Regions from separate parts of the Mus musculus genome. Here all the other regions are linked to region 1. Evidence: chromatin loops called from intact Hi-C (ENCODE). Cell type or tissue: gastrocnemius. All regions are shown on one strand. Links, peaks and the distances in the headings refer to the core of each region. The heading gives the core; the rest is flanking DNA.

Region 1 (6,283 bases), core at 887-5,886:
TTCATTTATTTGTGTGTGTGTGTTTTACTGTGTTCTTTTTTTTAAAGATTTTTAAAAAATTATTATATGTAAGTACACTGTAGCTGTCTTAAGATACACCAGAGGAGGGCGTCAGATCTCATTATGGATGATTGTGAGCTATCACGTCATTGCTGGGATTTGAACTCAGGATCTTCAGAAGAGCAGTCAGTGCTCTTAACCATGGAACCATTCTTCCAGCCCTGTGTGTGTGTGGTTTTTATTTATTTATTTATTTTCTTGAGGTCTTATGTAGCCCCAGCTGACCTCAAATGTGTCATGTAGCTGAAGGTGACCTTGATCTTCAGATCCTCCTGTCCTCTAAGTGCTGGGATTGTAGGTATAAAATGGCTATTAAAAAAACAAAACAACAAAAACAAAAACAAAAACAAAAACGTGGCATTTACATTTGAGTCATTGACATCAAAAGCATTTTAGGCTTAAACTTTGATTATTGAGGAGTGTTAAACGTGCTTTTCTTGTTTTCAGTTTTAGAAACTAGCATTCTATGTGAACTCTGTGCTCCGAGGGGATTCTTTTGAACTTGGGAGTGCTGGCCCTTTTATCTCAACTTGACTTGAGCTAGTCACAGAAGGAGCCTCAGCTGAGAAATTGCCTCCATATGGTATGGCTTTAAGCAAGCCTGTGGGGCATTTTCTTAGTGATTGATGTAGGGGGCCCACGCTTACTGTGGGTAGTGCCATCCTAGGGCTGGTGATAAGAAAGTTGGCTGAACAAGTTAGGAGGAGCAAGCCAGGAAGCAGCACCCCTCTGTGACTTTCTGCATCACTCCTGCCACAGGTTCCTGCCTGCTTTAGTTCCTGCTCTCACTGCCTTTGATGGTAGACTATGATATGGAAACAAAGTAGCATATGGGCATAGTGTTTCAACACTATGCAATGGATATGGTGACTAAGACAATTTGGGTAAAGTTTCTTATCCAGTCAGAGCATGTCAACAGCCGGCTATTTTGCACATGTGTAAGGAACAGGTTTTTGGAAGGCATTCTTTTGAGGAACAAGGTGGAAGGCTGAAGGTTGCTACATGGGGTCGCTGGTATAATACACACAAGTCTGGAAATGACTGCCAAGGCAGTGATGAGCCAGCACACAGACTGAAGCCCGTCCTGCAAAAGCCCGATTATCAGATGATTAAAAAGCTGAACTCAAGGTAATTCTTACTACAGAGCAGCTGTGAGGAGTGTGACAGACTGCAATTGGTGGCTTGTCGGAGCCTGAGAAAGTCTGTGGGCTCTCCGTATAGTCTGGCTTGACCTCAAGATGTCTAATCCTGTTCTGTAAGGAGGAAACGTCGGCGTTTTCAACCTTACGAATATTAAAAACATGAACCTATCATACATTAAAGTAACGTATCAGTAAAGATGTCAAAAATCAAGAGCTGTTTAATGTTTATAGTATTTTCATCAATGGGTTTAAAATCCTTCAAAAAACAGGCAGAGTGGGAGGCTCACGCCTTTAATCCCAGCACTCAGAAGGCAGAGACAGGATGGGTTCCTGTGAGTTTGAGGTCAGCCTGGGCTGCACAGGGATTTAAAAAAAAAAAAAAAAAGATTTACTGTTTTATGTATGTGAGTACACTGTTTTTAGACACACCAGAAGAGGGCACCAGATCCCATTACAGATGGTTGTGAGCCACCATGTGGTTGCTGGGAATTGAACTCAGGACCTCTGGAAGAGCAGTCGGTGCTCTTAACCGCTGAGCCATCTCTCCAGCCCCTGAAACTGTATTTCAAAAGGCCAGCGACTAAGATGTAACTTAGCTGTATAGTAATTGCCTAATGTGCACAAGGTTTAGTTATTAGTGGCACACACGCATACGTGCATACTCACATACACACACAAGCACACTTGAGGGACATAGCTCAGTGGTAGGCACTTACTTGCTCAGTGCACAAAAGGCTGGACGTTCAAAGCCCAGTACTGAAAAACAAAACAAAATGTTCACACGTCACATGCTATGTTTGTAAGTGAACAGTAATGGCTTCCCGTCACCTTTCTAAAATGGCTGACTCATTTAACTAACAGCACTGTGAACCAGTGTTCTCAACTTTTTCCTGCCTCAGCTGCCATTCCTCCATGATAGGGGAGGGACGTTGGCATGAATTCTATACGCTCAAAGGGATACCTGGATTACACAACGCAGCAGATAAAAGCAACTGGCATTGTGCAGGTTTCCCAGGTCCCCACCCGTATTTCCACTTTTGCTGTAGTGATGTTTACTGTTTGCCAGGTACTCCGGTGCACTGCGTAGAGCAAACAACTTAAACTCCCATGGGAACCTCTGCGGCCCATGATAAAACCATCCTCTATTTACATGAGGACAAGGCACAGCGTTTAAGGAACAAGATCACACAGACAGTAAAAGACAGGCTGTGGAATCAACTCTGGATGGTGCAGTCCTTGGGTTTCTGTCCCGACACACTTTATTCCAAAGGCACAGGGAGAAACCATTACCATACAGAGGACTTGTCCTAGCATATTGTACATACTAGTCACAGACTTCATCTTGTAATGAGTGACAGGGCCTCAGTGGCTGGGTGGTCTGTGTTCTGTGTCACGTGGGTCTTAAGGTTTTAACAACTTCACCTGCCTTTACCTGCCTGAGCCTTTACCGTGTTCCCACTCAGAACTGGGAAAAGGGAAACTCAGCTGTCCTATTACTTTCCCGTGGGATGTGGTTCACCCTAGGAGTACGTGATTGTGGGAGGGCCACTGACAGACAGCTTCAGTCTTCTGATGTGAAATCTGATCTTCTGTGGAAGAAGGCATGCCCATTTGGAGAACTAGTTAAAGCTGATTAGAAGTTTTAAGTCCGTAGAAGCCGCATGTCAGATATAAAGCTGAAGTTCACCTTGAACTTTATTTTTAGAACTGCACTAATTAGAACAAAGTTAGACTCGTAAAGGCCTCTTCCTTGCACAGACGGGAATCTACAGCAGAAAGGCCATTTACAAATCACAACATATGCAGCTTCGTGAGCCACATAGGTTGAACAGAATGAAACAGAAAGCTACACCAAAGACAACTTCCTGGGAAAGCCGTCTCACTCAGCTTCTGCCGTGTTTTCTCCAGCAAGGACCCTCCTAATGGGTAGACTAGTTCTGAAAATCAAATTTAATTAAAAATTTTTAAAATCTGAGGGCTGGCTGCAATTCAAAACCGAGTCTTTTCACAGCCACCTTACTAGACGCTGTTTAAAGACAAAGATGTGTAATGCCACCTACAGGGCACCTTTGGAACTACAGTCCTACTTCTATGTCCCACACTGGGTTAAAAAAAAAAAAAGGCAAACCCTTGCTCATCACATTTAGCCAGAAAGCGTGAGGAGGGGGCGAAAAGAAGCACAAGAAGACGCACCGCCATTCTGTCCTGCACTTAAATAATAATGTGGAATCAAAACCAACCCGGTGTCACCAACTATAATCCACAGACTGTTAGAAATGGGAGAAGAGTTAGGCAACCAGAGGGAGAAGGTGGAAGAGGCTCAAGTCACTGGTGAGGAGGCCTGCAATTTGCCTCTGAATTGTAGAATCCCTCCCCCAGCCTTCAGTTAACAGCGATTCTGGTTCCTAGAGTTGTTCCACAGGTTTTGAGGTTCAGCCCCTCATTCTGGGCAGGACAGGCCACTCTAACCAGAGCACTTCTCTTCCCTTCTCTCGCCCTCCCTGCTGGGAGGTAGTAGACACGGGTTTCTTTATGGTGGTGATTCTCAATTTAGGAAACATTAAAGCTATTTGGAGTCCTTCAGTACCACCACCACACCTCCTGTTTACTCCGGCTAGAATGAAGCTTGACCTTAGCATAGTGCTTGGCTTCTGCTAGCTTCCAATTTTCCAAGTGACCACACAGTCTGGTTGAAGAAACAGTCCCTACAAAGCTAGGAAGTTACAGGTTCTAGGACAGCTAGGGCTACACAGAGAAACTGTCTCCAAACACCAAAACGAAACAAAAATCCCCAAACTTAAAGCCAAAACAAACACAAACCAGTTTGGGGCTGCAATCTCTTTCCAGGTGACGTCCACCTACTCCCTGGTAAGTGGTGCTAGGCCCCGCAGCCCACAGCAACAAACCCTGCTTGCTCAAGAGGACCCCAACTCATCTCTAGCATTTCCCTGACACACTGGTAATTACTTGAAGCTGGGCAGTTGGTATACTGGTTGATGCCCAGCTAGAGGCATGACCTCACTCATCTCTTGCACCTATTTGTTTTTGAGATATGGCCATGTGTTCCTATGTGTCCCAGAATGGCCTTGAACCCATGATCCTGCCTCCACCTTCCAGGTGTGTGCTGTGCAGCTCCCCTTGGACGTACACATCGATGCTGAGCCTTCCAGCCCCCAGCTCACAGATCGATTCCCAGGTTGGCAGGTCCATCTACCCTCTGCTTCAGGGCTAACAGCAGCCGTCCTGCCCCAAGCCCTGGTCTAAACCAGCCAAGCCTCTCCCTGAGCAACACAAGCCTAAGCAGAGATACTGGCTTCCCCTTCAGCGGATGAGTTACTCCTTAGGCCCTTCTTCCAGGGGGGTCTCAACTACAGGGCTTTGCTCACCAAAAGGCCTACATGTGCCCAACACTGAACTCCTCCAAAGCAGGGCTTCTCCCAGGCTCCTGTGTGGGAAGCAGTTGGCACTGAGGGTGCCCTTTAGTTAATTAAGTCCTGCAGTAGAGCTCAGTGCTGGCCTCACTCCACAACTGGGAGTTTTAATTTCCCGCTTCATTCTGTTACAAATTCCGTCCCTCCCCAAGGTCAGGTTCCCAGAGGCAGTGATTGTGGAAGGACAGGTTCAGGAGTGGGTCTAGCTAGCAGGGAGGAGGGGAGGCAAGCAGGGTGTGGTCCCCAGGAAACTGGTACTAAGCTGCTCTGTGGGTTAAGCCAGCTGGACTTCATATGAAAGGAAGTCTGGGATCGTGGGAAGGGTGTGAGAATCTGAGGGGTCTAAGGTCAGTGTTCACTCCAGCCCCATGTTATGGAGCGAGCTGTGTACGAGCTACTGCACGCAAAGCTGCACACACTCAGCCTGTCTGCCTGGGGCAAACTGCTCCACGAGGTGCCATGCACGGACACAGTATTCTGAAAATCTAACAGCAAGCAAGCTTTAAAGGCTGAAGAAAGCTCCCAAGAAAGAATCGCTCCAAACTGACTCTTGTCTTCAAGTCTCTAAATGGAGTCGCTCTTGCTTTCTGGAAAGCAGTTGTTTGTTATAAATGTTCATCTCATCAGAGACGTCTTGGAAGCAGAGTCACAAGGTTTCAAAAACGGTGTTTATTTCAGCACATACAACGTGCCATCTAGCACCGACTGTAAACTCCAGAATACATCTGGTTACTACTTTTTGGATCTGGTGGTGGTGCTCAAGACTGACACAGTAGACTATGTGAGCAGGTGATTATTGGAACAACAAAAAAGTTGGAGACAACACAGTAAAAACCATTTGATAAATGTACACAGAACTCCATTTAAGTATGAAGCAGAAGCCTGCAACTGGCTTTCTCTCCTCACACCTCCCTGAGACAGCGCTTGGTCCCCCGTCCCCTGACTTATCTTCTTAGTGACCTAGAGCTACAGCGCCCCAGACTCCCCAGTTCACTAGTCCCCAGTTCCCCAGTTCACTCACCTACCTGTGATGGAGGGAAACACAACTCTGCCCAGTAAAGGTACAAAATAGTATTTTCAGTTTCCTTTCAAAGAACATGTTAAGTATTAAACATAACACAAAGGAAAAAGAGAAACCACTACACAACTATGTAAAAGTGAGACTGCCTCTGAACTTCACCTTAGTATTATATAATGAGAGACACTAGCACTGGAAGCTGGATTGCATCAACTTCTCTATGGTTTTGGGTTTTTGCTCCTTTCTCCCTCCCTCCTTCCTTCCTTCCTTCCTTCCTTCCTTCCTTCCTTCCTTCCTTCCTTCGAGACAGTCCTATTATGCTTGGAACCAGCTTGCCCCGTAGAGCAGGCTGGTCTGGAACTCAAGAGGGCCACCTGCTTCTGTCTCCCCTGTGCTGGTATTAAAGGCGTGCGCCACCATGACACCAGTCCTCAGAACATTCCTGTACAGTAATAGATGCCATTAGAAATTGGATCAACTGATTTTGAGCTTCTTAGAAATGTACTGAGCCAACCATGCTGCTTCAGACTTGAGGGTCTCTCAAAATTAATTTTTATTTGAGTGATTGTCAACGTTTCTTTTAAGCAGAACTTGATGCCGAACTAAGTAAACCTACGTTAGATTTCAGCCCA
Region 2 (6,283 bases), core at 263-5,262, 110 kb before region 1:
TCTGAGGCTCTGGCTGGCCTAGAACTTGGTATGTAGGCCAAACTGGCTTCAAACCCACACAGATATCTGCTTGCCTCCTGAGAGCTGGGAATAAAGTTGTGTACCACCATGCCTGGCAATTTTAATCATTCTTAAGTGTGCAAATCATTGGCATTAAACACATCTTTGGTGTTGTGTGACTATTAAGATTTCTTGAACATAAAAAAAAATCTACGCAGAAACTGTACCAACAAGCAATAATTTATTTTTTCTCACCCCTAATCCCTTGGGAACATTGTTTTATACCCCTCTGAACTTGATCACTCTGGGCGTGTGTGTGTGTATGTGTGTGTCTGTGTGTGTACGCACATACCACACACACTGGAGTGACAGCTCAGGGCTTACAAGTGCTTGCTGCGTAGGCCTGAGGACAGAGTACAGGTCCCAGCACTTACATGAGAGCTGGGTTGTGCAGTCACGACTCCGGTATAAGGAGGACTGAGGCAAAAGGATCACTGGAACTTGTGGGTTACCAGGTAGAAAAAAATGGGAGCCCAAGTTCAATGACAATAACCTGCCTCACGGGAATGGGGTAGAGAGTGATAAAGCAGGACACCTAATGCTCATACATGTGTGCCATACACACATACACCACACACACATATATGATATACACATATACAACACACACAATACACACAAACACACACATACACCACACACACATATATGATATACACATATACAACATACACAGTACACACAAACACACACATATACCACACACATATATGATATACACATATACAACACACACAATACACACAAACACACACATATATGATATACACATATACAACATACACAATACACACAAACACACACATACACCACACACATATCATATACACATATACAACATACACAATACACACAAACACACACATATACAACATACACAACACACAGAAACACACACATACATCACACACAAACACCACATACATATACAACATACACAACACACAGAAACAAACACATACACCGCACACAAACACATACATACACCACAATACATGCATCACACACATGTACAACATTCACAACACATACAAAAAGGCACATACACCCCCACTCACAACTATACACCACACACATACACATATACCACACTTAAACATATGTCACACAAATATACACACACATATATATATACTATACAAACATGTTACATACTTCATATACACACATCTACAACACACATTAAACACACACTCATATATGTATATATATGTGTGTATATACATACATAAAGCACATATTTATATGCCCCCATACACATATGCACCCACACATTCATCACACACATATATAACACATATAACAGATTCACACATACACATATATGCATATTTATACACATATACACCACACAGAGAGAGACAGACACACAGAGATACACACACACACACACACACACACACACACACACACACACCAGCATGTTGGTAGCAGTCCATCTAGCCATGACCACCCCAGGAGTGCAGCAGACGGGCCTTTAAGAGTACTTGCCTAAGCAGTGGCTACTTCAAAGGCAATGAACCCTGAGCTAATGGACCCCACATCTTACCCAGACTGCAGACAGGTCTGCCCTTTGCTCTGGAGGAAAATGTTATCTGTTTTCCAAGGTTCCAAGCAAGACCTCCTCTTGCTTTGGAGACGTGGTAAGTTTATCTTCCAAGGCTGTGTACCACCCACACATCCTTGGAAAGACAGTCACATGACAGGTCAGTGTCTTTGGTTACCAGTAATACAGAATTGTGAGAGTGTACAGAATTGTCTCCAGGATCCCTCTTTTCGGGGACTTCTGTGTATTTTTGGTCAGAACTATCTCATGGTCTGTCTTAAACTGAAAGAGAGGCCCTGAAACTGATTGCATCTGGGCCAGTGGCTGCTGCATACAGTTGTAGTTCTGTTTTCCAGGAGGCAAATGAAAATGGAGCATCCTTGGAGCAAGGCCAGTTCTGTGCCCAAGGGTTTTCCATCTGCGTGATCAAAATAAAATAAAATGATAAAATAAAATGATAAAATAAAATGATAAGATAAAATAAAATTATGGTTTATTGATTTGTCTAGAAGTCTAGAAGTAATGCACAACTCAGACATAAAATGTGTGCTTTGGGTCCCAAACAAGTAGCGTTTTATTGGTTTTGAATAAGTTACTTGAATCCATTTAAGTGTGGTGTACAATTTCAAAGCTATAGCTGACTAAAATCTAACTGTACAGCTCACAATGGGAGAATATTGGCTAGTGTAGGCAAGACCACAGGTTCAAACCTTAGGAAGTGGCAGAGGCAATTTATGCGGGCTGTGTGTGTGTGTGTGTGTGTGTTCGATTATCTATTTTTGATGTTTTTGGGATGAGGTCTCCCTGTCTCCCCATGTAGCCAGGGCAGGTAGTGACATACTGCCGTGCTGCCTCAGCCACCTGAGCTGGGATTATAGGTCTGTACTTACTATCTTACTTGGCTTGGCCTTTGTAATCAAGACAAATTCTGTCATGAACGTCAGCCCCTCCCCCTTTTAATATCTATAGCTTTAAAAACACACTCCCCCTGTGAAAAGATAGGTGTTTGGGAAGAGATTTATAAATATGCCTTTTCTGGTATTTATTTTAAGAGTATTTTTTCACCTCATGACAGTCACTTGAGGCTCACAACGTTCCCACGGTAACCACTTTTGCCCCCTCCCTCCCCCTCAAAAAACCTGCTGGTTGCTGGCAAATATTAAATCTTTTACCATCCGCAACACCTTTGACTAGAGTTGGCTCCCCATGTAAAGGGCTTCCTGTTCAGGCACAGGCCACGCCCAGCACCGTGAGACCCTACTCAGTGGACTGCTGGTTCTAGGGAGGAGATGGAGAAGTGAGGACGCTATGGGGGAACCTGACTCCGCCTACATAGTATGGTTCATTTCTCCAGCAAACGCCTTTGTTTTCTTTTCAACAGCGCGGAGAGCTCGGGAAGCGATCCCGTGCCAACGTGGAAGGGGAGGGGTGGGGTCGAGACTGAGCATGCCTTTCCCAGAGGCACGGAAGTTGGCAAATAACTTTCAGACACTCGGCTCCACGATTTTGAAATACAAATGCTCCTCTCCTGGAAGGGAGGGAAAGTTTTGAATCGGGAACTTGGTTGATTCAAATCTGAATCCCAAAGCATCATGGGAGTAATGGGTAGGAGAGCCGGCTAGGAGCAAGGAGTGTTTGCTTCTCTTCTGCGTTAATGAGGAGTTGTGTTGTCAGCAAGGTTTTTGTGTGTGAGACGGAGGGGTGGTGGTGGTGGTGGTGGTGGTGGTGAAGGCTTGTTAGAGAGAGCAACTTTGAAAATTTAATTTTCCTTGCCAGTGACTAATGGGCCGTTTGCAATGTGCATGAAATTACATTCTGAACAGCCGAGAGCAGCCAACGTGAGGCCTCTGCAGAGAGAATTTGGCATCCATCTATCACTTCCATGTGAGACAATCTGGAGGCTCTTGCATTATTCTCTGCTGTAACCAAGAAAACAAACAAAAGCCTTGCGCCGCCTCACTGAGCAACAGTCGGTCACTGGAAAGGAACTAGAACCAAGAGACCATACCTTACATTTTGTTCACGTGTTTCTGAAGCCCGGGTGCTCATCGGGAGTCCACCATTCGATTAAAACTTAACCAAGTCAGCTCAGAGGTTGTGTAATTAAAAGACTCTGCACACAGGCAGTCCCATCTCCTGATGTCTTAAGGGTTTTGAACAGAATAAAGGGATTCCAGGACATTTTCTCATCTTTGTCCTGTGTTTGCAGAGGCGTGTGTTTTCCTGAGATGGAAATCTAGGAGACAGCACAGTAGGAGAAATCCTTCATTTGTCCCCATAGACAATCTTCAAGGAGTGCTGGCCACCCACATGCTAGGTGCTGTTCATTCGCTAGGATTTTTCCAAATAAGATTTGACAGGGCCCTCGCGCCCCTTCTCGGGAGGTAAATGCAACAATTGAAACAGAGAGGTTGAGTGACTTGTACAATATCACACAGCTGGTTACCGAGGACCACACTATGTAAAAATGACACCTAGAGTTCCTCTAGTTTTGTGGCTCAGGAGTCCCTGAGCAAAATCCTACAGCATAAAGGAGAGAGATACTCAGGCTGAGGCAAAGGGAAAGGGGCCTCTTAAGGCACGGGCAGTGTTTCTAAGGGCGGTGAACAGTCTCCTTAGAGATGTGTTGACAGGCTCCTAGCCTTAGCTGTCTATCCTATCCAGGCTTTCTTTGCTGTTAGGGTCACCTATTCCCCATCTCCACTGGGATGACTACAGCCACAGGGAGAAGCCCCAGCTGCAGAGAAAGCCAGAGAAAGCCAGAGAAACCTGGCTGATCTTCTCTCCTGGTACCAAGGCAGAAGAGGGAACCGTTCTCCTTCAAATGACCTTTGTGAGGTTAAGTCCTTTTTTTTTTTTTTTTTTTTTTTTTTTTTTGATTTTAGAGACAGGGTTTCTCTGTGTAGCCCTGGCTGTCCTGGAACTCACTTTATAGACCAGGCTGGCCTCGAACTCAGAGATCCGCCTGCCTCTGCCTCCCGAGTGCTGGGATTAAAGGCGTGCGCCAAGTCCTGTATGTTTGGGCATCTGTGCTTCCTAATTCGCTCAGGCTCCAAAAGGACTCAGTTCCCCCAATGCCCCTGCATTCTGGTCCTGGGGCCAGTGTTCCTTTTCTGCAAGGCTCTAATTGTACCAACAGTGATGATGTCTGAATACATAGCGCATTATCAGCAAGAAGCGCCCCTAGCTTATACAGCCTGCTTTCCCCCTGGAATGGAGTTCTGTTTAATCCAGACAATGTGTTTGGAACTGAAATATGATTGTTCATTGTTGAAAATTAGAAAGCCCAGGCTGTCCCCTTCCTCTGGAGTTTCTTTACCTGCCCCTCATACTGTAACAATGTCAACCTTCTCATTATTTATTCTTTGGTTATTAAAACCAAGACAAGGATCTGTGATCCCTACCACCACCAAGGGAACTGTATTGGCTCAGGACCCCCAAGACCAAGTTCTCAGCCCAAAGGAGATTTATTTGCCTCAGAGGGACAAAGGGCAGAGAATAAGAGACAAAGACAGGAGATAGAGGATGATAGAGAAGGGGAAGGGAACAGGGGTGGGGGGGGAGATATTTGTCTCGTAGTGGGACAAAGGACTGTGTCTGGATAGAGAGGAGACCGATGTGGTCAGTAGGTGAATGGCAGTTTATACAGGTACAAGGGAAAAACCCATGTAAGGTGAGATGTTTAATTTTAATTGGGCATGTTAATTAGGTGAGCCAAGGGGGGGCTTTGGTTGCTGGACTTGAATACTTTGATAGTTGGACATTTGTAGTTAGCTCAGGAGGAGGAAGTGGCCGGATAAGGGGATAGACCTTGGTGGCCAGTTTAAGAATATAATCTAACGGTTTAGCAATGCTGAAGGACAAAGCCCACTAGAGCCGTGTTTGCCATGCTGGGCTGGCTCGAGTCCCTTTACCCCCTCCCCCAAGCACAGTATGATAATGTTTTGCTTTAAAAAAATATATGGGCACCTCTAATAAAGTAGATAACTGGTTCAATTAGCACGACTTAAAAAACCCAATATCAAATCCCACTGGATGAACCCACAATATGAAATCGCAAAGGTTTGGATTAACCAATGTTTGAACACCCAGGTTAGGTATTCCTTTAGAAATTTAATGGAAAAAAAATCACAATTGAAGATAATTGTTCACATCTGCTTGGCGATGCTTCTATTTGAAAGGACAATGTGAAATTATGAGCTACAATAGCTTTCAGTTATAATGACAACTGAGATGGGAAAATCTGAGCCAATGAAAGGCGCCTACTTGGAGAAGGTATTCTCTACACAAAGACTCAAGGTAAAGTGCGTTGTTGGCAGATCCTGTTTCCTTCTTTTGATTATTTGGCCTTCGCCCAGGTGCGGTGGGAGGAACAGATGTTCTGACTCTCGTGAGACAATGATTCCCTTCATTGTGTTTGACTGTCCCGTTACCACTCATCCTGATTGTGAGGCTGTCTGTGGCGCCCACAAACACACAGGGAGGGACCAGGAGACCTTGAGAGAAGTACAAAGGAACCCATCCCCCAAGCTCCCACTATCCCCAACAAGATCACATTTTCACATCCTTGATGCTTGGAGACGAGTCTCCACTCAGCTGCTGATGCTAACCAAAGGCTGGCCTGTTGTCCTAGGTCCAACCCAGGGACTGAGAAGGTTGACAGCACAATCAGAAGCA
Region 3 (6,283 bases), core at 684-5,683, 79 kb before region 1:
GAGGGACTAGAGGGACCAGTAACTAACAGTTCTTCCCGAACCACATCTATCAGAAGAATGGTTTCCCAGACAAAGAAACCAGGCAGGCAGCTGTCATGTCTGACCATATCAGGAGCTTCTAGGGTTGATCATGGGCTAAGGCCTCTGCTGGGCTTGCTGCCCCCTCAAAGTCGTCTGAGTCTGGAGGGCATACAGGGGTAATATTCTGTATCAGGGTCTCTTTTCCTGTTCTCATTGTTATCTATTAAGTGAGGGGAAGGCTGAGGCAGGAGGATGTCAAGAGTTGGCGGCCAGCAAGAGCGACATAGAAGAAAAGGTGGAAGATGGATAAGGCAGAGACCGTAACGAGAGGGGCTAAGGCCAGTTTCTTGTTTGTTAGGATTTGATGAGCTAAGTAATGAGCCAGTTATGCATCAGGATACACGCACGGAAAGCTCTAGAAAATGTCAGCCGTGTAAGCACGAACTCTCTTAGTGTGTGTGCCATTCAGGGCCCTTGGCCCTCACTTGTGACAGCATTAGGTCTATTCTTCTGATAGGTACTCAGACCTTGAGTCTCCCTAGGTTTGCTTTGGTTATTCGGGGTAAAACTGAAGAACTGCTCTCTACTGAGGGGAGCTGCAAAGGGAGGGGTGGGGGAGGGGATGGAAGAGGAGGTGTGCTAAGCAGGTGAGTGGCTGGTGGGAACAGGGACTGAAGGGATCTGGTTGCTTCTGACAAATTGATGACAGTAAATAAGATGAAATGCAAAGGAAAAGAAACAGAAAGAGACCCAAACTGGCAAAACTCTGGTGTTGAAACTTAGAGAGATGCAGTTCAAAGTTATTCAGTGCTATGCCCATTAATCTTTTTTTTTTTTAAGATTGTCTTAGTTTGAAGCCATGACTGGCTTAGAGAGAAGTCACTATGTAGACCAGGCTGTCCTCAGACCTATAGCAATCCTCCGGCCTCTGTCCCCTGAGTGCTAGCATTATAGGAGTATGCTACCATACCTAGCTCTCTTCAATGATTAAAAAGGAAAATTAAAATCTTAGCTGGATGTGTTCCCAGAGGCCCAGCATCCTCAAGGATGAGTTGAAGGCTGGACGAAGCAGCATAGCAATTTCCAGACTCACCTGAGCTGAGGAGTGAGACTCTATCTAAAACACCAGCCACAAAACAAAGAAACCCTCGCAAACCGGGCCCATAAGATGTGGGTAAAGCCACATGCAGACAAGATCTAGTGCTCCATCTCTGGGACCCACATAGAGAAAGGAGAGACTCAGTTCACAAAGGTTGTCCTCTTACCTACACAAGTGTGTCTTTGCATACATGCACACATGCAGTGTGCATGTGCACACACAAATGTACACAAATGAATGTAATAAAAAAAAACCTAAACAAATGAAACCAGCAAACTAAACATATAATAAAAGCTGAGTGTGCATACTTGGAATTCTACCTACCCCTCGGGAGCCTGAAGTAGGAGGATTATAAATTTTGAGCCCTGCCTCAAAAACTACAATAAGATCTGAGGCTGATGAAGATGGCTCAGAGGGAAAAGGTGCTTGCTGTACACCTAACAGCCTGAGTTCCATCCCCAAACCCACATAAAGGGGGAGAGAACTGACTCTTCAACGTTGTTGTTTGATCCCCAATGCATACTACACATACATATGTCTCCCATCATGCATTGCATGCATTATTAATAATTATAACAAATACATTCAGATAAAATTAGAATTGACAAGGCACACTGCTTATATGGAGCAAGGAACTTTGTTAGACCTCCCTATAGGGATTCTAGGAACAAGGCCTGCAAACCGGATCCATGCACAGTGGACATCTCACTGGAGCTCCTCCGAACTGCTTGTTTAATTATCTACCCCTAAACGTAGGCTCTTAGTACAATAGCCATTTCATTTCCTGGCTGCTGCAGTCAACAGAGGTAGGGATGACACTGGAGAACCAAACTTTGCCTCCCTTGGCATCTGTTGCTTGGTTCTGATTGCTGCTTGGCCTTCTCAGCCTCTCATCTTCAAGAAGGCTAACCAGGGGTCTACCAGATGGCTCAGCAAGTAACGGCGCTTGCTGCCATAGCTGATAGCCTGAGTTTAATACCTGGAACCTACATGGTAGAAGGAGAGAACCGACTTCTAAAAGTTATCCTCTGACCTCCACATGAACAAACATATGCATGAAACAAATAGATAAAAAGCAAAACCTGGAGTAATGTAAGTGTTTGTTGGTGGATGGAGAGGCTAATCCGGGATCCTTCATATATAGCACTAAATACTAAGAGGGAAAGACTGGGAGCTGAAGGGCCTCGTAGGGTATGAGTTAGGCACAGAGCAGCAGCTGCTGCGTTAGTGGCCAAAACAAGCCACTAACTTAGGGAAGGAAGATCCAAGAGGTAGAGAGATAGGTTCTTCACAGACTATCAGTCACATAGAAGAGGGTTTTTATACAACAAGGAGTGGAGCGTGTGTCTTTTTCTTCTCAGTCTATGACATCTCATTTTCTCTAACTCTTTCAATTAACGTGGCATGTGTCTGGGAGTATAACGATAACAATGTGTAGTATGTGTGGGAGGCTGTAGCAAACGCACTGGCTCCACTCATTATTCAGCTGCCATTTCCCTCTGATTAACAGAACTTCAGTTGCTTCCCACCCTCCCAAAGTGGCAGCATGCCCAGTTACAAATATTTACTCCCCAGATTCCCTAACGGCTGCTGTCTTCTCCATGCGACCTATTTCTGGCCAGTGAGTGTGATCCGACGTCTCCTGATCAGGTCCTTATGAAAGCCATTGTTTTCTGAGTGAAGGGAAACAGTCAGTAGTGTGTAGTGTGTGTCCCTGTAGTGTGTAGTGTGTGTCCCTTTCCTTTCCCGATGTTCCCTCCTGTGTGGGTCACGAATATAACACACCTGGTGGTGGAGCCACCACTGGAAGTCATGAAGCCGATATGAAGGGCAGCGTAATGGAAGGACAGAATGAGGCAGGAGACAAAGCCATCACAGATAATGGGAGCGGGAGAAGGAAAGAGGATCCCTCACCCCAGAGCCTGACTGAAGCCTCTCACCAGCTAAGAATCCCAACACAATGAACAACATTCGAGGTTCATGGAGAAGCAGTGTTCCTTTATGCAGAGATACTTCAAGCAAGAATAAACAAATAGCAACCGATTACACTGAAGGCCTGAGATTATGTGACCTTTGCCTTTCCCAGCTACTCAACTGGAAGTTTCTAGGAATCTCTTCAAAATCTCCATTTATAGTAAAGAACATGTCACCCCTGCCACCCCATGCAACTCTGGCTGCTCCTAGTCTTATTTTACCAGATTGTAATCCCCTCCCCCCAAGTCAGCTCTGAAGCCATCCTACACTCCTACTTATTAAAGGGAGGACGATTCTTAGCAACCCTTTGAGATTGAATTTGAGAGCCACTAAGATGGCAAACATGGCTACTTCAAAGTCACTCAAGTGCAATGGCCCCGTGAGAAGGCAGTATCTGTGCTCACACGGCTTGTTTTTTCTCTCAACCATCTTTCATTTTAGAAATAAATTCAAGCTCTGCTTCCTTCTAGCTTTTCCTGAAACTCTTTTCTGCAGTGCAGTCAAGGACCTGCCTTTACCTGAGTGGAGTTCCCTAAAGAACGAAGGGCACTGACTTCTCAAGCTGCTGGCAGCTCTGTGTCTGACAAGAAAAACTCCTACTTGGTTAAGACATGAGGACTGTGGTTTCTACTACAGATGGATTTCCTGGGAGATAAGGCTGGGAAGGAAGACAGGAGGGTGATCACAGGGCTGTGACGTGACTATTAGGCAGATGCCAGAGAGGCCGTGAAAACTGACATGGGTTTCTGCCTTCTGTCCTATGCACGTGCGTATGTGCATGTTTGGCTGTGCCTGACTCTGAATGAGAGAGGATGTGTGTGTGTGCATAGGAATAAATGGTCTCTTCTCTACTGTTGCAATAGAACACCACAGACTGGGTACTTTCCAGTGGACAGAGACTTATTTGATGATTTTAGAGGCCGAAAAGTCTAAGATTGTGGTGCTAGCTACTGGTGAAGGTCTTCTTAATGGGCCATAAGATGGCAGAAGCTATCACGTGGCAGGAAGGAATGGAAGGAGGGAATGTTTAAATCTGCTTTGATAAGAAACCCACTCTTGGGCTGGGGAGGTGGCTATGTGTATAAGAGCTCTTGCTACACGAACCTCACAACCTGAGCTGCAATCCCCAGAACCCATGTACAGGCGGGGCAGAGTGCAGCAAGCTGTAACCCCAGTGTGCCTCTAAAGGGACACGGGAAGCAGAGACTGGGGAATGTCCAGAGGGCTGTGGTCCAACTGGCCTGGTGTACACAGCAGCAAAGAGACCCTGTCTCATCTGGTGTGCAAGGCAGTGAGGAATACACAGAAGTTATCTTTCGACTTCTGCCTGCATACACATCTGCATCTCCCCCCCCCCCCCAAACATGGACAAGGGGCTGGAGAGATGGCTCGGGAGTTAAGATGGCCAGCTGTTCTTCCAGAGGGTGTGGCTTTAATTCCCAACACCCACACAGTGGCTCACAGCCCTCTGGAATTCCAGTTCCAGGGGATCCAAACCTACAACCGCACATGGTACATAAACATATATGCAAGCTAAATACCCATATACACTTAAAAAAAAACACAAACAAGCACACAGAGAGATACACACATGAAAGAAAACAAATCTTGTGATAGCAAGCCCACTCCCATTCTAATGACGCGAAGCCATTAAAAGAGGAAAAGCCCATGAGACCATCTCTGAAGAGCCCATCATCCCAAGTCGTTGCATTGGGAATTAAATTTCTAGCACATGGACTTGGGGAAACACCCAAGCCATTGCAGAAATGCTACAGCTGGAAAACTTTAAAACAAATTTGAATCCTGATTTTGAAAGACCGATTTAATAAGCCGAAAGTGGGGAGATAATGGTCATAGCTACAACACGCACACTTAGATTCCTGAAAATGATGCTAGAATGGGAGGGCTTAGTTTCACAGCCGGGGGGGAAGGGGGGGTGTTGAGCTGACTGAAGAGGCTTTGGATGAGATCACAGAAAGCTGTGAGTGCCAAGAGTCCGGCTTTCTCTCTGCCTGCAGTGTTCAGCCAGAATCCAGACTCCTGGGCTGCCAGCCACAGCCTCCACACAGGGCATGCCCCGGGGAACAGTACCGGCTCATCTCAGAACTGGCCACTGGAGCCCCTCCAGTGGAGGATCAGGATGCCAGCCAGAGACCAGGGAGTTTAACTTGGCCAAGAAGAAGCTTGGCGGGGTCTGATAATAACTGTAATAGTCAGCCATCATCGTGTAGAAACCACACCTAAACCTAGCGTCTTCCCACAATAACCGTTTGCTCATAACTCCTCCACAGTGGGGCCAGGAGGCTTTTCTCTGTCTGGTGTGGGTTTCTGCACATCGGAGGCATGTGGGACATCCAGGGACCGCTCTACCTCATTTTCCTTCCTTGTCCTTTACAGGCTTCTCATCCACAGGATGGCAGACTGAACATGGCTTCTCAGGGCATCAGATCAGTGGGGGAGACTGCTCTAGGGCCCTCTGTGCCTGTACTCAGAATTCCTGTGGTCTTCTATGTCACCAAGTAAGTCCCCAAACAAGCCAAAGGACAACAGAGAAAGTGAGTACCCCAAAATTCAGGAATAGAACTGCTTAGGGGCTGGTTTATAGCAGTCCATCAAAATAGCTAATATTTAGAGTTCACAAAGAACAGTTATGCATGCTTGATCTTGACAATGAAACCAAATTACAGTTAGCGGTACTAGAAAACCCAAACCAGAAGATCTTCCTAATTTGTAGCACTTACCAATATCCATAGTGCAAACACTGCTACAATGACAATTTTAAACAAATATTAATTTAAATTTTATTTTCTGTGTATGAATATATGTATGTGCACTATAAATGGAACCCACAGAGACCAGAGGACAGTGCCAAATTCCCTATAACTGGGGTTACAGACAGTTATAAACTGCCATATAGATTATGAGACTTGAACCCCAGTTCTCTGTAAGAGCAGCAAATGTTCTTAATCACTAAGCCATCTATCTCTAAGGGCCCCTAAGTTTCCAAATTAAAACAAAACAAAACAAAACAAAAACATATATTTTACTTTTAGCTTATGTTGGCCTGCACCTATGTCTGTGTACCACAAGTGTGCCTAGCGCCCACAGAGGCCAGAAGACCGTGTCAGAGCCTCTAGATCTGAAGTTAGAGATGGTTGTTAGCCATCACATCCATTCTGGGATTTGAAC
Region 4 (6,283 bases), core at 661-5,660, 120 kb before region 1:
ACAAAACAAAACCCAAAACAGAAACGATTGAGCAGCTAGCTAATTAATCCAGTAGGGGCAGGGTTCTGTTAGACAACCAAATGTGACCCCCAACTGATTCTGAGAACCTGGGCTGGAAGTTGAGGGTCTTGCTCACACTTCCACCAGAAGTGAGTCTTGGTGTTGCAGAAGATGCAGAATACACCCAGAGAGCACATCCCAGTTTGGTGTTGGGGAGACAGCTGCATGAAGAAACGTTCACAGCATCCTTGAGGTTGTCGTGGGAAGCTGTGGGAGCGACAAGAGGCAAAGCAGAAGTGGAGATGAAGTTGGGTGGACAGAAAGGAAAGCTGAGAAAGGAGATTCTAGCTGGACAAGAGGAGTGGAGAGAGGTAGCATGGAGGAGCCGGGGCCTACAAGCCGGCATGGTGGGGACATGGAGCAGAAGGCAGGCAGGCATGTGAAGGCGGCTGCAGAGACGGCTCATTCAGCCATCGCTACAGAATTAGCCGCCGTCAAAACCAAGTGGCTTAACTCCAGTTAATATCACTTCCCAGAATTCTACAGTTTGAGTTGGATGCAGCTGGATGGTTCTGCTTATAGAGTGTCAGTTGGGGTCTCAACACTCACAAACAAAACAACAAAACAAAACAAAATAAAAAAGACTTCTTTACTTGGCTATCTGGTGCCTCCATTCGACTGCCTAGGCCTCCCTCTCTCCCTTTAGCTTGGGTTTCTGCGTAGCATGGTGACCTCCATATGGTTGGACTTCTTTCCACGTGCAGGCTTCCAGGTGAGAGTCGAAGGTATTGCCAGTGCACTAAATGTGTGGACCCAGAAGTACCAGAGCATTGTTTCATTGTAAGCTCCATCTTAAAAGCATTTTGTTGCTCAAAGCACATCTCAAGGCCTGCCTGGTTAATGCAGAAAGTATCTTCTACTTCTGGTGGGAGAGAGGTGGGTTAGCAGTGGACTTCTTAGACTACCTGTGCAGCGGCCAGGAAGGGCAAAGATGAAGGATGACCAGTCTGTTTCTCTGGGAGGTTGATCTATCTGTGCGTCATACCCTGAGTTTCTGCTTCATGGCTGAAATTGGAGAGGAGAGTTCCTTTCAGACCCCTGACTCATCATAAGGAGCTCAGAGCAGAGTGGCTGGGTAAGGACCGGGCTTTGGACCGCCTTTCATCTCCATGTGAGATGGATTAAGCACAAAGCTGTACACGTGTCATGGAGATGCCTGAACTGAGCCTCAGAGTCTTCTCCGGGAGTCCACAGAGATGAGGGGAACTGAGCCGGGTGCTAGTTGGAGACAGGGTCAGAGCTAAGGCTGCGGCGACCTCGGTGAATCACTGAATCCTGACTAAACCGAGAGACCAGCCAAAGAATCCTCTAACACCTGCAGAAAGGATGAGCAAGAGAGAAGGGGGATGCAGCATCAACTCCAGATTCTCATCTCCTAACTCTCCCAACTCTCACCACAGAGTGCACCCCTCCCACCCAAGAAATAATCAGCTGTCGTCTTCTAGAGGTGGGCAGTACACAGCAGATAGCCTAAGGAGCTGAAACTGTCTCAAGGGCTGAGAATACCTCCACCTCCCCCCAGGGGCTGAAAACACGCCCGGGGCAGGGGTGGGATGGGGGAGTCGGTTGAGAAAACTACTAAGGAAGCTGAGAACATCCTTGAAAGGCTGAGAACATTCCTGGGAGGGATGAGGATATTTGTGAGGAGCTGAGAACACTCTCAAGAGGCTAAGAACACTCCAGAAGGGCTGAGGATACTCCTGGCGGGGAAAGAACACATCTGAAGGGGTTGAGGATACTGGTGGAAGATTGGTAACACTCTCAAAGAGGCCGGGAACACTTTTGAGGGTCTGAGGGGAATGATCTCAGGGGTCTCCTCATGGTATTGCCTACCCTGTACTAAGATTTACCCAGCAAGAGAGACCAAAGGAAGGTCAGATACGTTATAATGGTTAGTGGTCTGGGAGATAAGCTGAGAGGGCTTAGTGAATTACAAGCTGGGCAGTGTGGACAAGGTTTCTAGGTGATGGGATGGGTGTGAGATCCCCCTAGCCCCACAGCTCAGTAGATAAGAGCATCATGGGTGTGTTTAGGAAGAAAGTAGAATTTAGTCAGCAGGCAGCTTGGGGTTTGAAAAAGCAATGAGATGTCTGGAAGGATATGGCTGTGGTGTCTTAGTTAGAGTTTCTATTGCTGTGAAGAGTCACCATGACCATAGCAACTCTTGTGAAGGATAACATTTATCTGGGGTTGGCTTACAGTTCATGGATTTACTCCATTATTATCATCATGGTGAGAAGCATGGTTGTATGCAGACAAACATGATGCTGGAGAGAGGGTAGCTGACAGTTCTACATCCTGATCAGCAGACAACAGGAAGAGAGAGACACTGGGCTTGGCTTGAGCATTTGAAACCTCAAAGCCCACCCACAGTGACATGCTTCCTCCAAGAAGACTTCAAAGACATACTTCCTGATACTGACACTCCCTATGAGACTATGGGGGAACATTTTCATTCAAACCACCACACATGGGAAGGGTGCAAGAGTCTGGACTCCAGGAAAGAAGTGTTGAAGGCTGTAGTGTTGGTGTCAGCAGAAGCAGCTGAGGACCACTAAGAGAGGAAGTATGAAAGGAGGAAAGTGAGTCAAGGCCTGGTGGGGCTGAGGAGGGAAATATCAGTTGTTCTCGGTCTTGCAGAGACTGTCACTGAGGCCTGTGGGGATACTCTCTTCTATGTGGAAGCATTACTTGCCGATAAAATCTGATGGACAATAAGGTGAGGCAGGATTATAAGGTGTGACATCTGGCAGAGAGAGAGAGAGAGAGAGAGAAAGAGAGAGAGAGAGAGAGAGCGCCAGACTCAGAGTATCAGATGTGTGAAACTGAGGAGAGGTAACCAGCCACGTGGCAGACATAGAAGAGTATAAATGGGATAATTGAATTACAAGTTGGTTGGCTTCAGTGGAAAAGACCATGGTTACAGAAGCCCTGAACTAAGAGAATGCCCCACTCCTACCCCACCCCACCCCATCCCCACCTTCTGAAATCCCCTTCTGCCTCCTCTGGTGGAAGGCAGCACAGATTGGCTCTCCAGGCCCTCGAATTCCATCCTGGCTAGGTTCACCTGCCTGTGGGCTGGCTCTCCCTTCTCTTCAGAAGCATTGAAGGGAGCCTCCTCAGCTCTAACAGAGCCAACCAAGGTTCTTCCTCAGAGCCCAAGCAGCCCTGTAACCCCTAGGCCCTTTCCCTCAGAGACAGACTTGATGAAGGTGCAGAGCCTTTTCTGAGACACGGCTTGGCCTCCCAGATCAGAGGCCATTAAAAGTCTTCTGGGAGAAATGTGAAGAGAGTTGCATCCTGAAGTCTCTTTGGGCACTGTGGCTTCCGTGTCCTCAGTGTGAGTGTCTACGCCCTGGTTGGTACCAGGCATTTCGGAGCCCACTGCCTTTTCTGTATTTATCCTGATAGCCCTGTTCTAGGGCTTCAGAGCTGAACATCCTAACACTGGGCTCTTTGGAAATTTCACATCTTCAAGTAGCTGGCATCACACTGGCGTTTCTCTCTCCCGGGCCTCTTCTTTTGAAGAAGGAATATAGCATTATTAATAAATGACATGATTTCCTTTGGGTGGGTTTGTTGGCAGTAACAGCAACACACACAAGCTGTTCCGAGAGGTTTTGGTTGTCTGTGACTTTGAGGGAAGTAGATCTGAGTAGGACTCCAGGCCGCCTGGCTCTGATCTCAGTTCCCCATTCCCATTTCTTTGTAGTTAAAATAAACGCAAGACATTGTCAGGCTCTGTTTATCCTTGGTGATACCCTAGGCATTCTTCCTTTGCCTTTATCTCTTTGAACCAGACAAAGAAAAGTTCTTTTGAATGGTGTGTGTGTGTGTGTGTGTGTGTGTGTGTGTGTGTGTTTGTATGTAATAGAGAGAGGCAGGCAGACAGAGAGAGACAGACAGACACACACACACACACACACACACACACACACACAGAGAGAGAGAGAGAGAGAGAGAGAGAGAGCATTACCAGCCAGTTAGGTGTGTGGAAGGTGGAGGTTGACATGGGACGTCTTCTTTAACTGTTTATCAGCGTTACGTTTTGAGTCAGTCTCCTGCCATACCAGGATCCTACTGTTTCTGCTAGATTGGCAAGCCAGGGCGCCCCCGAGGTTCACCTGCCATCACCTCCTTGCCCTGGAGTTACAGGCAAGCAGCATGACACCTACGTTGTACACCGACGAACCCCGGGATGTGAACTCACGGTCTCACACTTGTACAGCTAGGACTTGACCCCAAACTCTCCCCCGCAGGCCTCTTTAGTTTCCAATTGGATTTCAAGGTGATGATCACAGTCTAAAGTGGACAGAGACTCATGGGAGGCAGGCGAGGGTGAGATGGAGTGGGTGGCAGGGGTGAGGGAGAGTGGGTGTGGTGGAGAGGTGAGGTGGGGGTGAGGGTGAGTGGGAGAGGGGAGGTGTCTGCTGTACGTTGGAATGGAGGCAATGTAGGAAAAGCTAATGCTTTTCAGACACATCTCAAAGTATTTCTCACCGACAGTCAATTTCTATCACAGTAGGAAAACGGATGGTGGGGATGTTAGAGGGTCTCAGCTTGCTGAAAAACAGCCCTGTTTTCAAGAGTGTTACAGTCATCTCATACACTAGGCAAGGAAAGAAGGTTTTCATATAGAAACCGCTTCAATGATTCACTCCAAACTGAGATCTCAGAGCGGATTCCAGGCTCGTTCACTCACCAGCTTGGAACTCACCAGCATAAAAGGCAGCCTTCTGGTGTGAGACACATGCCAAGGTAAGCAGGCACAGCAGAGAGGCAATCTGCACCCTCCATTCCTTTCTTCCAGGGCTTTCATGCAACTGTGAGGCAGATCCCATAGACTCCACAGCCAGTCCCTCTGCCATGGCCTTCCCAGTGAGCCAGCTTGGCTGGAAGGCTCAGCTGGTGACCACTGTGGCCACTGAGACACTGCCTTGGGGTTCTCTTCTGTCCTCTTGAGTTTCTGAGCTCTTCTGCCATGTTTTCTAGCTATCATGACCCCTCCAGCTACCCCTTCAATGCTGGCTCATGATTCTCTGATGGTCGCTCCACTCCACCCCTGCTAATTTGCTTGAGTCTAGGCCAGGAGTTACTAGATGAATATACTGGAGGAGGAGTGAGTGTAAGGCCCAGGAGCAACATTTTCAAGAAACTGCATTATAATCCCATTCCCTGAGAAGATGTCATTTTTGAAGGAATTTCCAGGCTTGCATGAACAAGTGTGTTCCTGCATACGTGTGTGTGTGTGTGTGTGTGTGTGTGTGTGTGTGAGTGAAGGGGGGGAGATAATAAGATAGAGGAAGTTGGAGAAGAGAAGGATGAGAGAGAGAAGAGTAGCTATCATTTATTAGTTTGTTCATCCCATCCATGCAGTGATGCTCAGACACCCTGGATCAAATGTACAAGGTACCCGTATTGCCCACGGTCAAAGTCAGCCACTTTAAAGGAAAACCATACTATTCACTCTCCACAAGGACCATTCAGTAATTCTTGCAAGATTCCCTGTCCCAGAAATCCCAGGTTTCTACATGTTAACTCAGCCCTAGAGCAGATAATATCGTCATGACGGGAAGACTGGTGGGTCAAGCAAGGCCTTGTCCAAGACCTCTGTTACTAGGTAGATCACTGTATATCTTTGCCTCACAGAGGCAAGTGTCGTCTGCATTTCAAGGCTGTTGGTGGGAGGAGCAGGACCCAAAGTCTTACCCTCACATTCTGTGAGGAATGGCCCCACCACCCACAGAACCTGTTGTGCTTCCCCACTGGTCCAGGGCACTTTCCCTTCATCTCTCAGACCACCCCAGTCTCCTTTTCCTAGGGTCCCTCAATGCTTTGTGGTTTCTGAAGTAGACCATGAGGTATCCTACTCCTTTCCCCCGGTCTCAGTGATGCTCAAAAACGGAGCCTGAGGTTACAATTCAGAATTATCTGGGGGGAGCTTCTACAGTGCTGGTCATCCAGGAACTGGGATCCCTGCTCCAGACCCAGGCTGTACACTCCCAGGGGAGAGAAAGCTCAGTGGTGAGTCTCCCAGTAGCAAGGATGAGCACCTGGTGACAGATGGGGGATCTCCTAGGAGGGAAATGATAGTAAGAGCAGAAGAGCACGTGAAGAGACAGCTGTGGGTAACAGGAGAGGGTAAAGCGTGGGAGCTTTTGCAGGCGAGACAGGAAGCCTCGGGCTGATCTGGAACACCCCATCTGGGGTCTTTTGAGGGTTG
Region 5 (6,283 bases), core at 535-5,534, 380 kb before region 1:
AGGACTCATTTCTGTGTGAAGATGACTGTTGCTCTTGAACCACTCTCGTACTAGAACTGTTGTGCATTTTCAAGGTGAAGCAAAGTTGCCTGGGCTTTGGCTTTTGAAATGTTTTACCACATTTGTATCCTGTGTGCACGTGTGTTGGTAGTGAATGCTGAAGGTCAGAGGACGTTGGCTCTCTACCCTGTGAGTCTCAGGGACAGAACTCCAGGCACTTTGGTGGCAGGTACCTTTACCACTGAGCTGTCTTACTCTTTGCTTGTTTAAAGATTGGTTTGTGTGCATAGCTCTGGCTGGCCTTGTGTTTATAACCCTCCCACTTGTGCCTTCAGCTGGGATTACAGAGCCCTTTGCATGCAATGCAAGGGTTGTACCCCAAGTGCATAATGTTCAACGTTGCATGGGGAGAGATGTAAACACCTTCTCCAGGATTTACACCCCTGTATAGTATCTTAACCTGATATCACCAGTTCAAAGGACAGAAGAAAGAGGTTTCCAGGAGTGTTCAAAGGCTAGTCATTAGTGGTCTTACCTGAAACAGAACTAGATCAGCTCATGGCCTTGGGCCTAGTGACACCCACAGACATTTCTTCCACTTATATTTTTTATGTTTTTTTTTTTCCATTCTGGTCTAAAATACTTTGTGAGAAAAAAAACCCACAAATCTGTTTGGATCTCCTCTTTGCCTCATTTTAGAAGTTACAAATTGATTTTAAAAATAGTTGGTTTTGATAGAAAAGGCAATTTTTCTGTCAGAACAAAAATGGCCAGGTTTTTGTTTTTTTAATTCCTCTGCTAAATTTATTGTGTGTGGGTATTTTGTCTGCATGTGTATCTGTGTACCACCTGTGGAGGTCAGAGGGCGTTGACTCCTCTGGGACTGGAGTTAACACATAGTTGTGAGCTGCTAGGTGGGTGCTGGAAATTGAACCAGGATCCTCTCAAAGAGCAGCTACTATTAACTAGTGAGCCATCTCTCTAACCTCTTTAGAAATTTTAAACATTCTTTAAAACCAAAAGTTTTTTTTTTTTTTTTTTTTTTTTGGTTTTTCAAGACAGGGTTTCTCTGTATAGCCCTGGCTGTCCTGGAACTCACTCTGTAAACCAGGCTGGCCTCGAACTCAGAAATCCGCCTGTCTCTGCCTCCAGAGTGCTGGGATTAAAGGCTTGCACCACCACGCCCAGCTACCAAAAGATGTTAATACTTTAACTTCCAAGAAATTAGAGTTGGTTTTGAATAATCTTAAAACATTTAAATTTATCTGTATGCATATTGATGTTTTGCCTGCACGTATGTATGCTCACTTGGGCACCTGGTGCCCACATAAGCTAGAGGAGGGCATCAAATCCTCTGACCCTCGAAATTAGGTGGTTATGAGCTATAATGTGGGTGGTAGGGATCGAACCTGGGTCCTCTCAAGAGCAAGGGCTCTGAACTGCTCAGCCACTGTCTCCAGTCCCCAAAAGGATGAGTGCTCTCTTTTTCCCCAGAGACAGGTTCTCTTTGTAGCCCTAGCTGTCCTGGAACTGTGTAGATCTGGCCTTCAATTTACAGGCCCACCTGCTACTGCAGAGGATTTGGATTAAAGGTATGCACCACCACACCCAACTTGTTAATCTGTGTATGTGTTGTGTGTGTGCACAAGTTTGTGTGCCACCATATAGGTGTAGGGGTCAGAAAACACTTGCAGAAGTAGATTCTCTCTTTCCAACATGCAAGTACAGGGATTGAACTCAGGTCGTCAGGCCTGCCAGCAGGTACCCTCTATTTGCTGAGCTATCCAACTACACCCCAAATTATCTTAAATTATATATGTGACAGACTTTTATGAAAACTGGTGCAAAAGTAGCTAAGTTTCATTTCTACTGGTTTAGATCATTATCTGTTAGGAGAGTTCTTTCCCTTCTTAAAAATGTGAACAAATTTTAGGATTGTATTCCTCCATCATATTCCAGTTAACTGCATTCTTGAGAATGTAGGTAACAAACGTTAACTCAATGAATTTTTATTTTGAAACTTTAATATAAAAATCAAATTGAACACAAACCCAGGATCTACTTGTAGTCCAACTAAGTATCTTTAACCCAGCATGCTGATGCATGCCTTAGTCCCAGCCTCAGAAACTCAGGCAGGAAGACTTTGAGGGTAGGCCAGGCTACATAGGGAATACAGAACCAACCCAGGTCTCACAAACTACGGGACCAGACAGATGGCTTCCCACCAAGGCCGATGACCTGGGCTTAATCCCAGAGACACAGTCTTCTGCCTTCCATATGCATGTGATGACCCACATCTCCACATCTCCTTGACCCCAAATAAATGTTTTTTAAGATACTTTGGCCTTTAATCTCAGCACTGGGGAGGCAGAGGCAGGCAGATTTCTGAGTTCGAGACCAGCCTGGTCTACAAAGTGAGGTTCAGGACAGCCAAGGCTACACAGAAAAACCCTGTCTCAAAAAAAACCAAAAACAAAAAAAGAATACTTTGAAAAAAATCATAAATATTTTCTCTTATTAAGGAAACTATTCAAGAAAAGTATCTCCAGGGGTTTTTGTTTTTAAAAAGGCATGGTCTCACGTAGCCTAGGCTGGCCCCTAATTTTGTAGCTGAGCCTGACCTAAACTGACTGACCATCAGGTTCCCAGTGCTAGCTAGGCATTGGGATTGCTGCCAGCTTCCTCACCAAAATTAACTGTAAATGTTTGGTTTTACATCAATTTAAAAACACAAACAACCTGTCTTAGGTCCCAATTTTTTTTACTCAATTTTTAAATTTCAAAATCATATACATCAGTCTAAATCATATAGCAAGGGATTCTGAAAACTGAATGCACAATGAGTCGTGTGGTCTCTAATAATCTGCACACTACCATCCTGCATATTCGTCTCTTTTATAGTGTCAAAGTCAGGTATGTTTTGAACCACAGTTTTGTTCAGTAATGAAGATGGGTGATCTCCATTTATTTTTTCCCCCTTGCTTATTACTGGCTCTCTTATATTTTCCTTTTCCTCAGTCGAGTAGGTAGTACTACTTTCTCTTATAAACTCAGGATCCATTTTTGCCTCTGGTTGCAGCGGTTTTCCAGACAGTACGTGAGGAACCTCAGGACAGCCGTGTTGCAGGTCCACAGCTGAACCATGCGTGTTTATTTTTAGTGCTTCGACTGCTGCAGCTGAATCAGAAGCAGCTGGAGAGGTGGCGGACTGGTCAGCGGCTTCTGCTTCACTCAGAGGACAGCCTTCTCTGACTCCTTTTCCCTTTCCTTGAAGCCCAGCAGGATCACTACATTCCTGCAACTGTATAAATAGCAAATTAGTAATTGTTTGAAGCAACAGAATTGAATCAATTGAAAAGCAAATGGAATCATAGCGTTTACATATGTGTGTGTGTGTGTGTGTGTGTGTGTGTGTGGTGGTTAGGGGTGTTTAGAGGTGAGAGTTTTCTGGAGGTAGTTTTCTCTTTCCATGGTTGCAGCAAGCATCTGTATCTACTGAGCCATCTCAACCTCAAACTAAATTCAATTTTCTTTAAAAAAATTTTTTTTTAAAGATTTATTATGTATAGTGTTCTGCCTGCATGTATGCCTGCAGGCCAGAAGAGGGCACCAGATCTCAGTATAGATGGTTATAATGGTATACTATAGTGGTTATACACATAGTGGTTGCTAGGAATTAAACTTAGGAAGGACCTTTAGAAAAGCAGTCAGTGCTCTTAACTTCTGAGCCATCTCTTCAGCCCTTATATTTTGACAGGGTCTGGCTTGGAACTAGATCTGCCTGAAATTAAGCCACAATGACTGGCGGCTTTGATTTGCTAATTAAATTTTTTCAGGTACGACTGGAGAAATGGTTTAGCAGAACACCTGCTGGGAAGACCAGGTTCAGTTACCAGCATCCATATGGCAGATTGCCCCGCCTGCAGCATACTTGTTAGAGCAAGTGTGTATATATACATGCTGACAAAACTCTCCTATACACATAAAATAAAAATCTTTAGATGCACATTTCTTTCTTTCTCCTCTTTCTCTCTCTCTCTCTCTCTCTCTCTCTCTCTCTCTCTCTGTCTCTCTTTGTTTATCTGTCTTTCTCTTTTTTATAGTATAGAATAGAGTTTATTCAGGGCATGGGGAGGGGAGTTAAGAGGGTAGTAGAGACAGAGAAAGGCAGAGAGAAGTAGAGAGTATAAAAAAAAAAGAAAAAGAAACAAAAAAGCCGGGCGTGGTGATGCATGCCTTTAATCCCAGCACTTGGGAGGCAGAGGCAGGCAGATTTCTGAGTTCGAGGCCAGCCTGGTCTACAAAGTGAGTTCCAGGACAGCCAGGGCTACACAGAGAAACCTGTCTCGAAAAATAAAAACAACAAAAAAAAAAAAAAGAGAGAGAGAGAAAGAGAAGTGGAGGCCGGCCATAACCACGGGGAAAGGGGGAAGGGAAGCAGGGAGAGAGCAGGAGAGCTGCCTGTCTCTCTCTTGAGACAAGGTTTCTCTACACGTCCCTGGCTGTCCTGGAACTCCGTGTGTAGATCAGGCTGGCCTGCCTCTGCCTCCTGAGTTCTAGGACTAAAGGTCTGCACCACTAAGGCTGGTTAAAATTTAAAAAATAAAAAGAAAATTCATTTCAATTATTCTTCATCTCTTTCATAATGAAGGACAAAGCTTTTGAAAAGTGCCTATAAACACCTTTAGTTACTAAAAGGGCATTGCTGAGTTTCTCCACTTTCCTTCCTCAGTGTGGAATGCTAGTTCCTAGGTGGGTTTTGTCCAGTGTTGGCCATGAGCATAACCTAACTTAAGGGTTCAGCTAAAAACAATGAGTAAATTCTATGATGTCATTTCTATGGTTGGAAAGCCAAGAGACTTGCTTATTTCTGCAAACTTTCTAAATATATATGCATAACTGGAGGAATATTGTGGGATTAAAAACATCTATCCTTCTAAAAATCAGATTTAAAAATATTTTATTTAGGGGACAGAGAACAGCTCAATGGCTACTCTTCCAGGAGGCATGGGCTCAATTCTCAATCCACATGGTGTTCAAGCCTGTGTAATTGCACTTCCAAGGGATTCGATGCTCTCTTCTGGCCTCCAGTGGGCACCAGGCACAAGTGTGGTACACAGACAGACGTGTAGCAAAACACTCATATAAGATAAATGTTTTTACTGTCTGTATGCCCACATGTGTGACACGGTACATATACAGAAGTTGCTCTCATATATTTCTTTCTTGGATTATAGCTAACTAAATTGTTCTTTGGTATATTCTTAGCAGTGAGGCCATGATGAATATCTTTTTGCCTTGTGTGAGTCTTAAATGCTTTTGCTGTGTGTGGTGCTCTTATAAATGTTACACAGACTATAAGATTCTGGATTTCAAACCACAGCAAGACAAACTGCTAAAATTGTCTAACTGTAAAATTCTGACTCTAAGATTCATTTGCAAGTTCAATTGCTGTTTAGTAACTATTAAATTCATCTGACTTTTTAAATCTCTCTGGTGTTTACTCACAGTAAAATGATTTGTAACATGAAAATAAAAATGTTTTATTATATAGTAGACATGCAGACAGAAGTCTTACCACCACACTCTGCCCACCCATTATGTACATGTTATTTCAAATTCTGATGTCAAAAATTGAAGAACTGCAGTCATTTGGCCAACAGTCACTGGTATTGCCGTCAGTCACTATTTTTGACTGCCCTCTAAGCTCTTACCTCTGCATGGATCTGAACCTGCTCATCAGTGGCCTGAAGAACCTCAATCAGCGGTGGGGCCAGAGACCTTGCCTGCTTCAATGGGGAGCAAAGGACCTCTTCAAGAAACCCATTAACATTTTCTTCATTGATAAACAATCTTTCCTAAAGTAAAGAAGAAAAAAAAATCTAGTATTGCCCAGAATATAACTAATATGAAAAACATGTATTCATGAGATCTACCTAAAAAGAGAAAGGAAAGCCAGGCTTGGTGGTGCACACCTTTAATCCCAACACTCGGGAGGCAGAGTCAGGTGGATTTCTGAATTTGAGGCCAGCCTGGTCTACAGAGTGAGTTCCAGGACAGCCAGGGCTATACAGAGAAACCCTGTCTCAAAACACCAAAGAGGAAGGAAAACGTCTTGGTGCTTTTCCTGAGTTTACTAAAGTAGAGCTGTGCTTTTCCTACGAGGATGAGCTTACAAACAGCATTCTTCTTTCATTTCTCCCAAATATATATAGTGTCAGAGGTAGCCCAGGGGAGCCTCTGGGTACCTGCTGGTGATCCTTCTGCCTCCACCCCTAAGTGC

Evidence for each region. Hi-C counts contacts between places; a loop is a spot of excess contacts. Peaks named below come from ENCODE experiments on the same cell type or tissue, not always from the same donor. Only the 100,000 strongest peaks of a DNase experiment are listed, where the experiment ranks them.
Region 2: a loop joins it to region 1, with 2.3 times the contacts of the local background. A loop is called at or near these places in 10 of 42 quality-filtered maps.
Region 3: it touches region 1 in a loop (2.7-fold over the local background); 9 of 42 quality-filtered maps call a loop at or near these places.
Region 4: it touches region 1 in a loop (2.3-fold over the local background); 12 of 42 quality-filtered maps call a loop at or near these places.
Region 5: it touches region 1 in a loop (2.4-fold over the local background); 7 of 42 quality-filtered maps call a loop at or near these places.

The regions. Positions count from the first base shown.
Region 1 is chr12:69,571,448-69,577,730 of GRCm38, forward strand. Vcpkmt (valosin containing protein lysine (K) methyltransferase) reads right to left here. Exons shown (of 6, transcript NM_001033236.3): 6 at 5,288-6,283. Among named protein-coding and RNA genes, the nearest start is that of Vcpkmt, 8.4 kb to the right of the region's middle. In gastrocnemius, for the core only: a CTCF peak has its summit at 3,266 (motif pointing left); a DNase peak (open chromatin) is centred at 3,262; H3K4me3 peaks cover 802 bases; H3K27ac peaks cover 1,310 bases.
Region 2 is chr12:69,459,115-69,465,397 of GRCm38, forward strand. It overlaps Gm40434 (a long non-coding RNA gene), which reads left to right and starts at 2,682. Exons shown (of 2, transcript XR_872790.2): 1 at 2,682-2,941; 2 at 3,383-3,732. 5830428M24Rik (RIKEN cDNA 5830428M24 gene) reads right to left here. Exons shown (of 5, transcript NR_038060.1): 5 at 5,673-6,283. In gastrocnemius, for the core only: no CTCF peak of the experiment used is centred there; DNase peaks (open chromatin) are centred at 2,959 and 3,459; H3K4me3 peaks cover 1,370 bases; H3K27ac peaks cover 3,124 bases.
Region 3 is chr12:69,492,195-69,498,477 of GRCm38, forward strand. Gm31512 (a long non-coding RNA gene) reads left to right here and starts at 5,038. Exons shown (of 3, transcript XR_381638.4): 1 at 5,038-5,649. In gastrocnemius, for the core only: no CTCF peak of the experiment used is centred there; DNase peaks (open chromatin) are centred at 2,672, 4,392 and 5,155; H3K4me3 peaks cover 867 bases; H3K27ac peaks cover 1,990 bases.
Region 4 is chr12:69,452,057-69,458,339 of GRCm38, forward strand. No RefSeq gene overlaps it. Among named protein-coding and RNA genes, the nearest start is that of Gm40434, 6.6 kb to the right of the region's middle. In gastrocnemius, for the core only: no CTCF peak of the experiment used is centred there; DNase peaks (open chromatin) are centred at 3,367, 3,669, 4,255, 4,391 and 1 more place; H3K27ac peaks cover 1,374 bases.
Region 5 is chr12:69,187,094-69,193,376 of GRCm38, forward strand. Dnaaf2 (dynein, axonemal assembly factor 2) reads right to left here. Exons shown (of 3, transcript NM_027269.4): 2 at 5,715-5,858; 3 at 1,994-3,301. The coding sequence ends at 2,795. Among named protein-coding and RNA genes, the nearest start is that of Mgat2, 6.1 kb to the left of the region's middle. In gastrocnemius, for the core only: a CTCF peak has its summit at 3,608 (motif pointing right); a DNase peak (open chromatin) is centred at 3,901.